Linked DNA regions of Homo sapiens: region 1 is linked to region 2. The links are chromatin loops, found by intact Hi-C in ENCODE. Cell type or tissue: A673. All regions are shown on one strand. Links, peaks and the distances in the headings refer to the core of each region. The heading gives the core; the rest is flanking DNA. Region 1 overlaps DTNA (dystrobrevin alpha). Region 2 overlaps DTNA (dystrobrevin alpha).

Region 1 (7,280 bases), core at 3,038-5,537, 48 kb before region 2:
TATATATATATATTTTTTTTTTTTTTTTTTTTTTGAGACGGAGTCTCGCTCTGTTGCCCAGGTTGGAGTGCAGTGGCGCAATCTTGGCTCACTGCAAGCTCCGCCTCCCGGCTTCACGCCATTCTCCAAGCAGCATACAATTTTAAGCAGCATACAAGTGATATGTCAAATTACGGTTTAGAAATCACACTCTGGCTGCAGTGAGTAGAAAGGGAGTACAGAAAGAATGAAAAAAGAACTGACTCAGCCAAACAGTAAGCGTGATAGCATTGGGTAACGAAATTGGGTGGTGGCAATAAAGGTTCATGGAAATGGTGGGATTACAGTGATGTTTAGGAGATATACAGTCCATAGGACTAGGTCATTGATAGAACCCAGAAAGTAAATCTCCCTGGAGGGAGAATAGGCAGCGGGAGGATGGTGGCATTCACCAAGGAAGGGAATCCCAGAGCCGGCAAGGGGAGAGATGAGTATGGGCTGCTCACCCTGAGGCTGAAGTACCCAAAGAACCCTTACATGGGCATGCCTATGTGGGAACCCTTATGTGGGCCACTCCTGTGGTCACTCCCATGGGCCTGGATAATTCCACCACTGGGAATTCTAAAAGGGTTTCCTATTCCTTACAATGGCTCGTCAAGAGAAATTTAAGCATCCAGATTCCCTCCCTTTGCCAACAGCCATTTAGCTTTCTTGACATATACCCATCTCCCTCCCATGCTCAAGTTCCCAGTCCATGCTCCTCTCCCCAGATGTCTGTTCCACATCATCCACAACCAGGAACTAGGTGAGGATAGGTCACAGGGACCAAGCAGGACGACAGGCTGGATGTCATCAGCACTGCTTTCTTTGCATCCTGCACCCAGACACATCCTGATGACTAGATCCAGAAGATTCACAGATCAAATCTATAGGGAGTAATTAGAGGAATCCCAGCTCTTCCCAACTAGAATTTAAATAAATAAATAAATTTAGTTTATAAATGCCATTTCCCTGGGAGTGTTTTGCTTGCTAGATAGAAGAGTTGGATAAATAACACCAAGAAATACAAATAATTTCCTTGTTGATTAATTCTTGATATACAGAAAAGCTTGCAAATTTGAAATCACTTAAATCTGAATTTTTCCAAAACTAATAAATATTTATTTTAGTTGGTATGTGATTTGTACTCATCTGCTCCAAATCAGAGATATATTGCAATATATTTTTCTTTTGACATGACTCACATTATTTACTTGTTCATCTATAATGCATTGTCTGCTAGGTACCAGGAACTACCACTTTTTACTCTATGCATTTTTCCATTTTAGGAATGCCAGCCCCATTTCATAGATGAAGGAAGTGAGACTCTAAGTCTTAGAGGTCATGCACTTGTCGTAGAAGAGCCAGATTTGCAACCTAGGTCTTTGGACTCCAAGTCCAGTGCTCCTTGAGCACAGGTATCTTCCCTTCATAACATAAAACATTATTTTGAGTAATTGTTAAAATTAACAGCAAAAATCCAAGTAAAGGACACAGTAACGGTTCTATGTAACCTGTTGTTTTTTTTTTTTTAGTTTAAGGATTTGCATAATCTACTCATCTCTTGGATCTCAATGTGCACACAAAGTTAGTTATGAGAACCATACTTTAGGTTTTTGTTTTTCTTTATGCCTAATTTGAAAATAAGAATGTCTGAACAGATTGCTCTCTCTCTCTTAGGGTTCTGTGGTTACAGATCCTGCAGTTAAACCTAGCCTGGGAAAAGGGTCTGACTTCAAAAGACTGTTGGCTAGTTGGCTCATTTGTTATTATAATGGAAGAAATTGGTGACAAGTTCTCCTATACCAAAAGTCAGAAACCATAGATCTGTTCTGAAAAGCAAAAGTAAGAGAGAAGTCAAGAAAAAAGTCACATAGCTCAATTCATAGTAGAAGCTGATGTTAGTTTTGCTTATTAGGTATATAGCCAGGAGAGAGCAATGAGGTAGAAGACAAAAAAATAGGGAGCTGTTAGTGAAAAAATATATATACAGTGCATATTTCTCAAAAACGGAAACTGTTATATTTCATTGAGAATAAACAAAATATTTATTTGCAAATGCAAAAGCATAATGAAAAGTCAACCTTAAATGGTGAAGATGTGGAGGAACTGGAACTCTCGTACACTGCTGATGGGAATGTAAGATGGTTCAACTACTTTTGGAAAATACTTTGGAACTTTCTTTAAAAATTAAACATACACTTACTGTGAAACCCAGCCTTTTCATTTCTAAGTATTTACTTAATATTTTTAATGATTTTAATATTTTGAATCCCTCATTGTCTAAGAGAAATGGAAGCCACATATCTATACAAAGACTTGTACGTGATTGTTCATAGCAATTTTATTCATAAACAAAAACTGAAAAACAACCCAAATGTTCATCAACAAGTGAGTTGATAACCAAATTGTGATATATCCATATAATGGAATACTACTCAGCAATAAAAAAGAGAAAACTATTGATACTTTCAGCAATACATGTATGAATTTCAAAACAGTTAACACTAAGTAAAAGAATCCAGACCCAAAAAAGAGTGTTTACCATATACTTACAGTTATTAAGAACTGAAGTTTGCAACAGAAAGCAAATCAATAGTTGCCTGGAACAGGGAATGAGGATGGATTGCAGAGGAGCATGAGAAAACTTTTGAGGGTGAGGACGTGTTCTTTATCTTGGTCGTGATCATGGTTTCTGGGATCTCATAACAAGACCTCAGGGCAAATAGGGAAGAAAACAGAAACAGCTTTCTTGACTACCCTAGTGAAAGTAACCATGACTTAAATCAGCTGGTAATAATGTAGCCAAGAAACTTCTTGTTCTTGACCAGCCTAGTTCAGTGATGTGTGACTTAGTTCTGCTGCTGCTGCAGTGTATACATAACTTTTCCTTTTTACCTTGTCTTCCTGCCTACCTTAACTTTCTTTTTTTTTCTTGTTTCCAACAGCATACTACTAAAAAACACATAAATAAATGAAAACATTTTAAATACTCAAATATAATTTGGACATCCTTTCAAACACTAGAATTTAAATGTTGGCCTTTTCTTTTTGAGGGGGCAGGGTGTGCAATGGGGAAATAACTTTTAAACCGATAGACTTGGATCTGAATGCTAGTCTTGCCATTGACTCCTCTTCTACTTTTGCATTTGTCAGTTCAGTTTCCAGATCCTCAGTTATCTTATGTGTAACACAGGGATAATAGCTGTATTTCAAGAGTGATTGTGAAGATTGGAAATAACTATCTATTGTGGTGGTCAGTAAATCATTTGCTTGCTATTATGTAATGCACATCAAGTCTTAGAGATAATGCACAGCCTATGTTCATTTACTTATGTTGACCCCCTGCAACAGCTGCACACATGTGAGATACCTAGAAAAAAACAGGACAGAGGGTCATGTAAACTGATGTATTTGCCTTCCATTACTTTGGGCTGATGTGTTAACTCTGCTTTAATTGTAGTGCACCTGGTGGACATATGGAATGTCATAGAAGCATTGCGGGAAAATGCTCTGAACAACCTGGACCCAAACACTGAACTCAACGTGTCCCGCTTAGAGGCTGTGCTCTCCACTATTTTTTACCAGCTCAACAAACGGATGCCAACCACTCACCAAATCCATGTGGAGCAGTCCATCAGCCTCCTCCTTAACTTCCTGCTTGCAGCGTTTGATCCGTAAGCACCCTCTGAATGTCTGTTCCTCTCTACATGTTTGGCTTTCACTTCCTGTCTTACTTGGTCTTTTTCCCAAACAATTTTATATCTCTCTCTTTTTTTTTTTACTCTCTTTTTTCTTACAGTGGATGCTTATGTCAGTAAAGTCTCCATGTGTTTAATATAAATTTTAAATCCTGTGAAAAAGACTAGAGAGTAAAATGGTGCCAGAGGAACTTGAGGACAATTGTATTTTATGTGCTGACCTTTAGTTATCTCATCCCATGCTTCCTGGAAGCTGTGGATGCTTGAGAGGATTGCCTGTGGTGCGATTTAATGAAGCGTGAAGTGGGAGGATCTTTTTAACTCTCTTCTTTGCAAATTGTTTAAGACAGTGTTTCTGAGGTGTCCTAACAAGGCCCTACAGCAAACAAGAAAGAAATTGAAAAGGGTTTCTTGACTATCCCAGTCAAAGTAACTATGACTTGCGTTAAATGGACTGGTCAATTTAAGTGTTTCGATCATAAAATAAGGGGATGCTGTCCACAGACCACAACTGAAGCTCAGCTTCATTTTTGTATAATTTTCCCTTTTAGAATCAGAGAATTTCAGGGCTGGCTGAGATCTTAAAGGCTGTTCGTCCACATATCTCATTTTACAGATGAAGGAAATGAAGCACAAAGAAATTGTCACTTGTTTGGTGTCTCGCAGCATGTTAGTGGCCGAGTGGGGACTTAGGTGTTCAACAAAGGTTTCTTTACCAAGGTATATGTGGATTCCCCTGAATTACATTCTCAGCCTACAATTTCAAGAGGGCTTTTTGCCAATAGCCTCCAACCTGGACGTAGTACCACCCCCTCCACTTCCACTGCTTGTTTTGAATATTAAAAAGGAAAATTGCTAACCTGACCTTTCAGCAATCACATTTTGAGATTCTCAGAAGGTTTTACTTAGTCTCATTGTCTGGCCAATGCCTGGAAGTATTTACCCCCGCAGTGGAGATGTTCCAGCCAGGCTAATGTTATTTTGCAATTCACAAAAGCTACCAGCTGTCACTTTGCAACTTAGAGTGTTAACAGAATCGTTCCTGCTCAGTTTTTCCAGTGTGCATTATTGTCTTCGTGATATTTATATTTTGAGAAATTCTTCAGTTAAAATAAACAATTTTACAACTAGCATTCCAGGTTGGTAGAGTCTTTGCTTCGGCTGTGCACACTTCAGAACGAGATGTACAGCTCTAGCTTAATCACTATAGTAACTGGATGCTGGGGCAGGTAAAGAGGACTGTGGTTCCACATGACAGGCAGCAGAGGCAGCAGAATGGAACCTGGCCATGGCATTTCTGTAGTGGCATTTCTAACCTGGCCCTGTGACAAGAGTGTGGCAGCTTTCAGATTTGCCCCTAAAGATGTCAAGAGACTTATTTGTTAGAAATGTAACAATGGAAACTGCAAAAAGAGAAATATAATATCTCACTAAATCCTGGAGTACTGCTAGAGAACTCATAAAGAATCAAAGCCAAATAATCATTTGCACCCACTCCATAAATATAGACCAGAAACCAGACTAACAATAAGGAAGGGGGTATTTTGTGAGATATATAGGATTCACACAAATATAGTTAGATTTTTCACTTTTGGTCAGAAATATTTGCTAGATCACTTCTAAATATAGAGCTATGAACGGTCTCTAAATAGCTGCTGAAAATATAGCTGAATCATTTCAAGATTGATGAAAAGCTAAGTTTGACATCTATTCCAAGGTAAGGAACAATTCACAAAAAAGTTCAGAAGAAATCTTTATTTGGTGCCTATTCTTCGTATAGATAGGAAGCCTCCTGATGTGTACTTTCAATAATCTCACTGTAGTAGATTTATAAACACATCCACATAGACAAATTTCACTGCAAAGATTTATAAACATATCCATGTAGAGATCCTACTCTGCAGACACTTCTGCGTTTGCTCCTTCAGCGTAGCAAATGAGCATAGGCAGTCCTACTGACACTCAAATTTTCCATCTGATGGCATGGAATTTTGGATATGAAATGTAAGCCATCAGGAAGTACAGCTAACTGGATATGTAATTTAGAAGTGAATATAAGAAGAGAAACTTAAGAATAAAATAAATGTTCAAATTCTATTTCTTATAATAGTAAACTCCAATTTATCCAAATGAGACCCAGCGTGGAAATCTGATGCCACTTCCTACCACCTGTCCCACGACAGAGTCCAAGTGTTTAAGAGAACCGTCTGTATTTTGGCAGACATGAATGATCCTGATACTACTAAAAGAAAGATGTGCTGTTGCTATTACAGAATCACTGAAACATTTAGGAGATTTTTCTCCCATTTGTCGTATTTTAAATGGACATATAAATAAACAGGGAAAAAATCCAAAATAAAAATTAGAGATGCCTTAAGAACCTAGACTCTGAAGAAGAGTTGCTAAAAATAAATAAATAAAAAAGAAAGGCAGTATAGTGATTTAAACTCATGAAGAATAAGAACTTGGATTCAAAGAAACTTGGCCATTTTGTGGGGGAGGGGATGGTGCCTTAAAATTCACTAGACTCCCAGGTAGTTGAACTTCGTGAAGAAAGTGGTAACCTGAGATGAGGATTGATGCCTCCTTTACTGGGATGTACTTCTGAGAGCCAGACTTACCTTCGCACAGCCATAGCTCCCCAAGAATAGCATTCCCTCTCCCACCAAAAAAACATCCGGATCTCAATTTTCATACCAGGATGCTTACTGCAGACTGTAATCAGTTTCCTGGTTGCAAGATTTCTCTCTGCTCGTTGGCAAGTCAGCCTCTCAGAAGATATGATAACTACATCTGTAGATGATTTGTACAATGTTGGGGGTGGGCAGTGGACCCCAGTGGTTTATGCTCATGCTTGCCATTCTGTCCCTGAAGACACAGTTCCTTGAGTCCAGAAGATTTTTGTTTTTTGTGACATTCCTTTTAAAAATGGCTGTATTCCTGGGAGGGGGTCACCCAGGGAGCAGTTACCAACCAACTTCTAAGCAAATCTCTCCACGGCCAGAGGTTATCTTTTTTAAGGCGTCTAGTGGAATGGATGAGTGTGCCTGAGAAGGATGGGAAAAGAGATGTCAGAAATAAGACCAGGGGCTGAGAGGGAAGAAGATATGTGAGGGAGCAGCCAGAACTTGAGCCAGTCTCTTCCTCTTGTCCCTTTCCTCCGATCACCCCAGGAACTGGCCTCCCACCTCCCCTTCTTTGCTGCCAGGAGCCTTCCGCTCCTCTGTCTCCTCCAGAATCCCCCCAGCAAACTGGCAGCAGCTTCTTCTGTCACCTCTTGTCCATATTCTATTGAGGAGGGGGAAAACTCTTTGAAGTCTTCAAAGGACCTTTAATGTTGTTCTTATTATTTTGTAGGAAATAGAGAGTAACTCAAAAGAAAAATATTGCAGAAAGTTAAAAGATGAAAATAATTCTTAAAAGCCTATAATGTGCAGCCTTTTTGAGAGGTGCAGTCACAAACTCTGAGGTTCTGTGAAGCCTTTCGCCTGTCATGGTCAAGTTGATCACCTTTCCACAGGTCCACCTCTCCTTGCACCTGATTCTGCTATTGTCTTATAG
Region 2 (7,280 bases), core at 3,081-5,580:
TTCTATTCTTGAATGCATTGCCGTGTTTACGCTCTTCTTGGCTTTCCCATCTTATTAACTAGCTCTCCTCCCAAGGACAGTGAAGTAGAGCAGAACAAACTGCTGGCTAGGGCTGCTCCAGCTTTTCTGAAGGGCAAAGGGTAAGTTACAGCCAGAGTGTACTGGAACCCTGCATTAACTAAACTAAAAATGGAGATTTCTTTTGTCAAAAATGCTTTGTGTGTGAAAGACTGTCTTTGATTCAGTAAAAGCAGCTCTGCTTTAACCCAGTTAACAGCACTAAGTAGTTATTTCCAGTAGACACATCTGTGTTGTTATTCACTTTCCCGAATTTGTGTCCTTTTCTTTTTTGAAATGACTAAGCTGAAGACTCGATTTTCTGAAGGATATTTAATCTTTGCTTGCAACCAATTTCAATGTATTTACTCTACAGATGAATACCTTGGCCTTAGTGGTTGAAAAATGTAAATCTGTTTTCTAAAACTTTATTTAACCTAAATGGAAGTCTTTATTTTTAAAGTTAGTGAAATCGAATTGTGGATTTCATTGCCTGGATTTCACTTGTGTTTTTCATAGCACATCACTTACTACCCTTCCTTTACCTGCTTGGTTTTCTAAATGCCTTTTCTACCAAAAACTCACTCCTACCTCCTCTACTTATTTCTGTCCACCTCTCTTAACAACACGCTTTCTTTCCCCCTGCCCTGTTTCAGGATACAGTACAGCCTGAATGTGGCAGACAGGCTAGCTGATGAACATGTTCTCATCGGGTTGTATGTCAACATGCTCCGGAACAACCCCTCATGGTTAGTGCAGGTTTGGCTGCTTGACTGTCCTTAGAGAGGGATACAGTCTGAGCTGGTGACAAGCAGTCTCAGCAAGGAGCAAGGTCACTGGATGCCAGTGGTGACACTGAAGCACTGTTAACTGGTTCAGTTAAGAAGTCTCTCGTGATGTTAGTTTGGATACTTCCCATGAAGGAACCATAGGATTCATATCCTTGTTTATATATTAGCTAAAACGAAAACTTGCATAAAGGGATGCCTTGCTAAATATTAGCCTTCAGGTAGATTCAGGACTCCGGGTCCCACCAATCAGTTCTGTGCTACGTGTCATGTCAAATTACCACAGGATGGTGATAAAAGAATTTGTCTTATTCCAAGGACATGGATGTCTCTGCTGATTTGGAAAACAATGCTTCATTTTACTTAAGAGTGAAAAAGAGAAAATGCGATGTGATTGAATCACAAAATGGAAATCATTTCTTTAACAATGATAACAGTGGGAACAATCGTCTTTCAGCAATTCTATTACACATTTTTCTGATGACCATCCTGCTAAAGCCTGCTTTCACATCTTGGAATACACAAAACTTAGTTTCAGATATGTTAAATTCAGGAATTAAGATAGCCCTGTGTACTTGGATAAAGCCATTCAAAAGGCTTTTCTCCATTTTCATTGTGACATAGGAGACTCCTTCCATTGGTTAAAGTTACTTGATATTAATAATAAATGTGGATTTGCAGCTTGAATTAAAGGAAAAGGACAAACTATGTATCATATGTATTTTTCAATCTAGTTCAGACTATTGTTTTATAAACATATTTAGCAAACCAATTCCTTGAAAATATGTCAATTTTTCTCAACCACTTCAATTTTCTCTCAATTAAGGGCCCATGGATTTTCCATAGTTACAATTATTAAGAAAGCCAATGGGTTCAATTTCCATTAAAATGTTTCAAACCTTTAGCATGGCAAGTCCTCTTTCCTCTACTATTAGAGGAAAAGTAATTGGCAAAATTAATGGCAATTACATTAAAAGTGATGACAAAAACTGCAATTACTTTTGCACCAACCTAGTATTTCACCAAGGCATTCCTCAGATGCTAGGCCATTGCTCCATGCTCCTTGCCCTCACCACTTGATGTTATTAGCCGCTTTGTTTCTGAACCTCTTTCCTCCTCACTTGAGTATTTTCAAAATTTTCTTCCTATTACTGCTTCTTAGATCTATTTTTGCAAGATTAATACATGAGATAATTTTTAGTTCTCATGAACTGATGAACATTTATGTGCTTTAGTACATACATGTATCTTAATTTGTATTTTTAAAAATGTATAACCAGTACACTAGTTTAATTTTACCTTAGATCCTACTGTTTAAGGGGATAAAAATGCACTCTTTGGCTGACGTAAATCCATCTCTTTCTTCAAATTTTGTGAGCTTCTAGATTAAATAGTATCCACTTTTTCACAACTCAGGCTCTCAAAACTACAAAATTGCTTTATTCCCAAGGAGTTTGGTACTCCAGTGTTACATGGTAGCTGAAGCAGTAGAACTAAGCATTGAATTTTTTTTTAATTGTATTGGTCATCTTTGAAGAAGAATACAGTCAGTGTAGATTCAATTGTAAGACTATGATGCGATCTCACATCATGTCCTCTTCCCATAATTCTAAGCACACTCCAGTTATTTCTACTGCTCTTCTTTGACCTTTTCTTAATTAAGGTTGTTAACAAAGAAATCTCCAAAGAGAAAAGCTCAGAGTTTGTCACTACCAGCCATTTTCCCTACTCAAGTGATTAATCATATTGACTTGATGGTTACTTAAGACCATAAATCTGTCTCAGCAGAGACACCTTGCGTCTGCCTGATGAAAGCTAAATGTGATTTGTATTTTGAAAACAAAGCAGAATTTAAGGCCAACCAATCAATGAAGGAGGCTTTGTTTTAATAGCTGCACCCTCCATATTTCTCATAGTTTTTTCTATCCTTAAAAAATTCCAACTTCTTTTTCAAATTTCTCATTTTTTCTTCCCTTTTCTTTATGTTTAATTAGATCCCAACAATTCCTCATACCTGTCATGGTTCTATAAGTAATGTAATGACCTCTTACCTCCTTTAACATCATTGTAGCTACAATGCTTTACCATCATTAAGTTACAGTGAGACATATAATAATAGTAATAATAATAGTAAGTGTTTTTAAAACACTTACCTCATGCCAAGCTCTATGTTCAGAGCCTTGTATACATAATTTCTCCTAGTCCTTAAAGTAAGCCCATGGAGTAAATAAGATCATCCCCCTTTTATAGACAAGTAAAGGTATCATTTTAGAGAGCTTACCTGACTCTCCCTTAGTCCCACAGCTATAAAAAGTGGGGCAGAGATTTTAACCATTATCCATCCAAGTTCATAACCACTGTGTTTCATCACCTCTTTTAAAATCTGCATCAACACACGCCTTTCAGGATCTTTTGTGGATGCCTCCTTCACACTGCATCCTCCACGTATTTACTGAAACTGTATATCTTATTCTAGTGTTTTTATTTGATTTTAGCAAATATTTTGAGCACATACTAGTAACAGGAATGGTGATTCTTAACAAGTTACCTTTTATGTATGTAGTTCCTTGAGTTGTGACTTCTCATGTTAATTGTAAGCTTCAAAAAGGGCAAGAGTTTTGTCTTCAGTCTCTTTTATCTTATTACAACAGCTGGAGTAAGAATAATAAATTTTGTATTTATGAAATGCTCCAAAAATTACAAAGCCTTTTTCCACACATTATTTAATTTACTTCTCATAGTCCTAGAAGGTTGGATATGATTATTTCCATTTCACTGTTTAAAAAATATGAGCTTTGAGACATTAAGTGACTTATCCAAAGTCACATGCTAGTAAGGGCTTGCAAACAGGTCTTATGACACTGGTTCCCATCTATTTTCCACCCCATTCCTTGGCCTCTAGCTGTTCTCCATCAAAAGCTTTGTTTTTGCCATTATTCAGACCTAATCCTGATTAACTCTGTGTGGGGGTCTTCTACCCTATATTAACTACTTAACACACTGGGAAACTGACTTATTTGTAATAGTTTGCTGCTAAAGAAACACTTATGTCATTGCTGGTTCTGTCAGATAAGTCAAATAAATAAACTGCAGCTCAAGGGAGAATTTCTGCTTCCTTCCTAATTCAATGAAGTTTTAAAAGCCTTAATAATTTGTATGCACCTTCCTCATTGCAGGAGAAGGAGTCTGAAATGTGATACAGTGTGGGCTTTTACTACCCTCCCCCAAAGCTTGTCAAATTCCTGGGCTTGCTAGTTTATACCAAGGTCTGTAGTAGACCAACCAAATGATTTGAAACCAGCCCAGAACTTCTACCTCTAACATTGTCACTTGATTAGACTCCTGATGTCATATGACTAGGTTAAAATTGTTCTGCTTATATTTTTCTCAAGTACAAGAAAGTGTACATTTGTGTTGTCAATAGATTTCTTGTTAAGTGGATTAATAATCCATCTAGTTTAAAATTGCTCCACAATATTTTATGCTTTGGGAAAAAAGACATCTAAGAATGCCTATTTCAGAATTTCATTTATGAGGTCTAAATTTTTATTAGCTTGCATGCTTAGAACTCTTTAATAGATTCCTATTGGACCTAGTTTACAACCCAGACCCCTCACCATGGTGTACAAACCTGCATGTGACTTAGCCCTTGCCTACTCCTTTCTCAGCCTCAGATCTCATGGGGTTCTCCCATTCAATCACTACATTTAGTCATGTCAATTTTTGATCAATTCCTCCAACGAACCAAGCTCTTTCCTGCCTCAAGACTCCAATACTAGTTCTCCCCTCTGTCTAGAACATTCTTTCCCATTTCACCCCTACTATATGCACATGAACTTGCTTGTCTAGCTTCCAATCTTAGATTAAAGACACCTCCCCCAGTAGGTCCTCTATATTAGTCTCTATTATAGCATACTATTTTTATTTTCTTCTTATCAGCTGCAGTCATTGTTTGGTTGGTTAGTTGGTTAGCTGTTTGGCTGGTTAGCTCATTGGTTGGTTGGTTGGCTGACTGGTTAGTTGGTTGGTTGGTGGCTGGTTGGTTGGCTTACTATTTACTGTATCTTCAGTGGGGCAGGGACCCTCTCCAACTTGTTCACCACCTTATCTCTGACATCTAGCACAGTGCCAGGCACATAGTAGGTGCTCAATAAACATCTGTTGATATTGTAGAATATCAGTAGTGCAGTAGCTAAAAAAATTCCATCTTCCCCTAAACAAAGTTGTTAGGAGTAGTCAGAAACTTTACTAGCAAAATTAGAATTTTTACTATTTAAAAAAATCACTATTATAGAGTAGCACTTAAATTGAACATTTAGTATAGGAGTATAAAATAGATGAAAAATTAAAGTATTAAGCTTTGTGTAGTGGTAGACATGGGCAAAGATAAGCACCAGCAATTCACTGATGTGAACAGAGCAACTAATAGGGCATTCTAAAATTTTTTTAAAAACTTAAAGTGATAATTGGGCAAGAATTTTTTTTTAATTTTAATGCCCCCCTAGATTCTTCATCTTTGTATTAGTTTGCTAAGAATGCCAAAGCAAAATGCCATAGACTTGATGGCTTGAACAACAGAAATTTATTTTCTCACTGTTCTGGAGGCTGGAAGTCCAAGACTAAGGTGCCAGCAGGGTTGGTTTCTCCTGTCCTTGACTTGCAGATGGACACCTTCCTGCTGTGTCCGCAAATAACCTTTTTTCTCTACCCTAGTGTCTCTTCCTTTCCTTAAAAGAACAGCAGTCCTATGAGATTAGGGCCCCACACTATGACCTCATTTAACTGTAATTAAAGGCCCTATCTCCAAATATAGTCACATTCTAAGGTACTGAGGGTATTCATATGCTTTAGCATATGAATACTGGGGGAGACACAATTGAATCCATAACCCACTTCCCCACTGAATCCACTGAATTGTATGCCTTTAATATTTTTAATGTGTAGGTCAAGATTTGACTGACTCTTTTTAGTACATTTTGTTGATTTTGAAAAATGTGAGTTTATTGCAATCTGTTGAAAGAAAAAAGAAATTATAATCTGTTGAAAGAAAAAAGAAGAGTTACCTACACTTACTGACAGTGTCTCTTTTATATGAGTTTTCATTTCCTGTTAACACGACTCCTTTTGTTTAGTAAAATTTTTAGGAACTTCAATTATAGAACTGGACTTCTGAGAAAGATATTTCCTTAGAATCCTGGAAATATAAATCTAAAGACTGTCACATCAGGAACAGTTGGAGTAGAAGGAAATGGAGGAGTCTGAGAGTTTTTAGAAGATAGAATGCATGACCTCAACTGTAACATAGGGGGTTGTTGAAGTCAGGGTCTCAATAAAGGAGTTTAAAGGTCTCCTTTAAGGAAGCCATTATTGTGGTAAATTCTTATTGTTATCCATGAAGATTGCCATTTCATGATTTCCTGTCTTTTTTTGTTGTTATTCCAAACCACTCACAAAGGGCCACTACACTAAGCTTTGAGAGTTAGTTTCTTTCCCCATTCTTCAGTACTGTAAAACCATTTCTCGGTCCCCAGTGTCACTTTGTTCCTTTCTACCCTGACTCTCTTGAGCTCACTGACTTCTAAATGCCAAAAAAAAGTGCTCTATTCCCTTAGCATTTTGCTCTAAACCAACTGCCAAAGATAGAGAATAATCTAATAAAGCAATCTTCCATTTGAGTTAACTAATCCTCTTAATAGAAGAGTAGTACATGAAACTCGATGGCCTTCTAAATTAATTTCTAGTGATAAAATTCCCATCACTAGCCAGAGTAGTAGAAAAAATATGAAAAGAAAATATAGAAGCATTTATATATGCTTTTGCTTTTGCATTTATATATGCTATATGCTTTGGATCACAGTATTTTCTGGTTGACTACCCTAACTTAGAAAGCAGAACAGGCCCAGAAAAAAATCAAAAGAATGTGAACAAACCGTGAGTTCCCAAAAATCTTTGCTAAATCACACTTTCATAAGCCCTAGCTCAGCTGGGGCCACTTGAGTTTCCTGGAATGCCATTTTGAAATCACTGGCAACAGACACTGGCCATGCATTTCGGGTAGAATGTGGAGGGCTTTCAAAATAATGGATTTTCCTGCTCTGAAATGCCGTCAACACTGCAATCACTTGTTAATTCATCATAGTCTTGTAGCAAGATTACTGATTATAAAGTCCTGAAATGAATAGCTAGGGCTGGAGAAAGTGTTGGAATTGGTATTTATTTTAATGATTTAGGGATTGTTGATCATTCATTTTCAACTATTTGTAATTGAAGTCTTGAAATAGAGGAATTTATCAGAAGAATGCCTCCTTCACCCTTGTATAATTTGAACATACTGAAATGGCATTATGTGGACCCATAAATTGTTCATGTGCACAAAGGGGTAATATTATCACACAGGCCCTCATTCACTCAGTGCTGGGGGAGGAAAGGCATGGA

Evidence for each region. A loop is a pair of places that touch in the nucleus more often than their neighbours do. Peaks named below come from ENCODE experiments on the same cell type or tissue, not always from the same donor. Only the 100,000 strongest peaks of a DNase experiment are listed, where the experiment ranks them.
Region 1: a loop joins it to region 2, with 4 times the contacts of the local background. A loop is called at or near these places in 2 of 110 quality-filtered maps.

The regions. Positions count from the first base shown.
Region 1 is chr18:34,790,556-34,797,835 of GRCh38, forward strand. It overlaps DTNA (dystrobrevin alpha), which reads left to right. Exons shown (of 23, transcript NM_001386795.1): 4 at 3,482-3,695. Among named protein-coding and RNA genes, the nearest start is that of DTNA-AS1, 27 kb to the left of the region's middle. In A673, for the core only: no CTCF peak of the experiment used is centred there; a DNase peak (open chromatin) is centred at 3,996.
Region 2 is chr18:34,838,032-34,845,311 of GRCh38, forward strand. It overlaps DTNA (dystrobrevin alpha), which reads left to right. Exons shown (of 23, transcript NM_001386795.1): 12 at 63-140; 13 at 714-806. Among named protein-coding and RNA genes, the nearest start is that of DTNA-AS1, 74 kb to the left of the region's middle. In A673, for the core only: no CTCF peak of the experiment used is centred there; no DNase peak of the experiment used is centred there.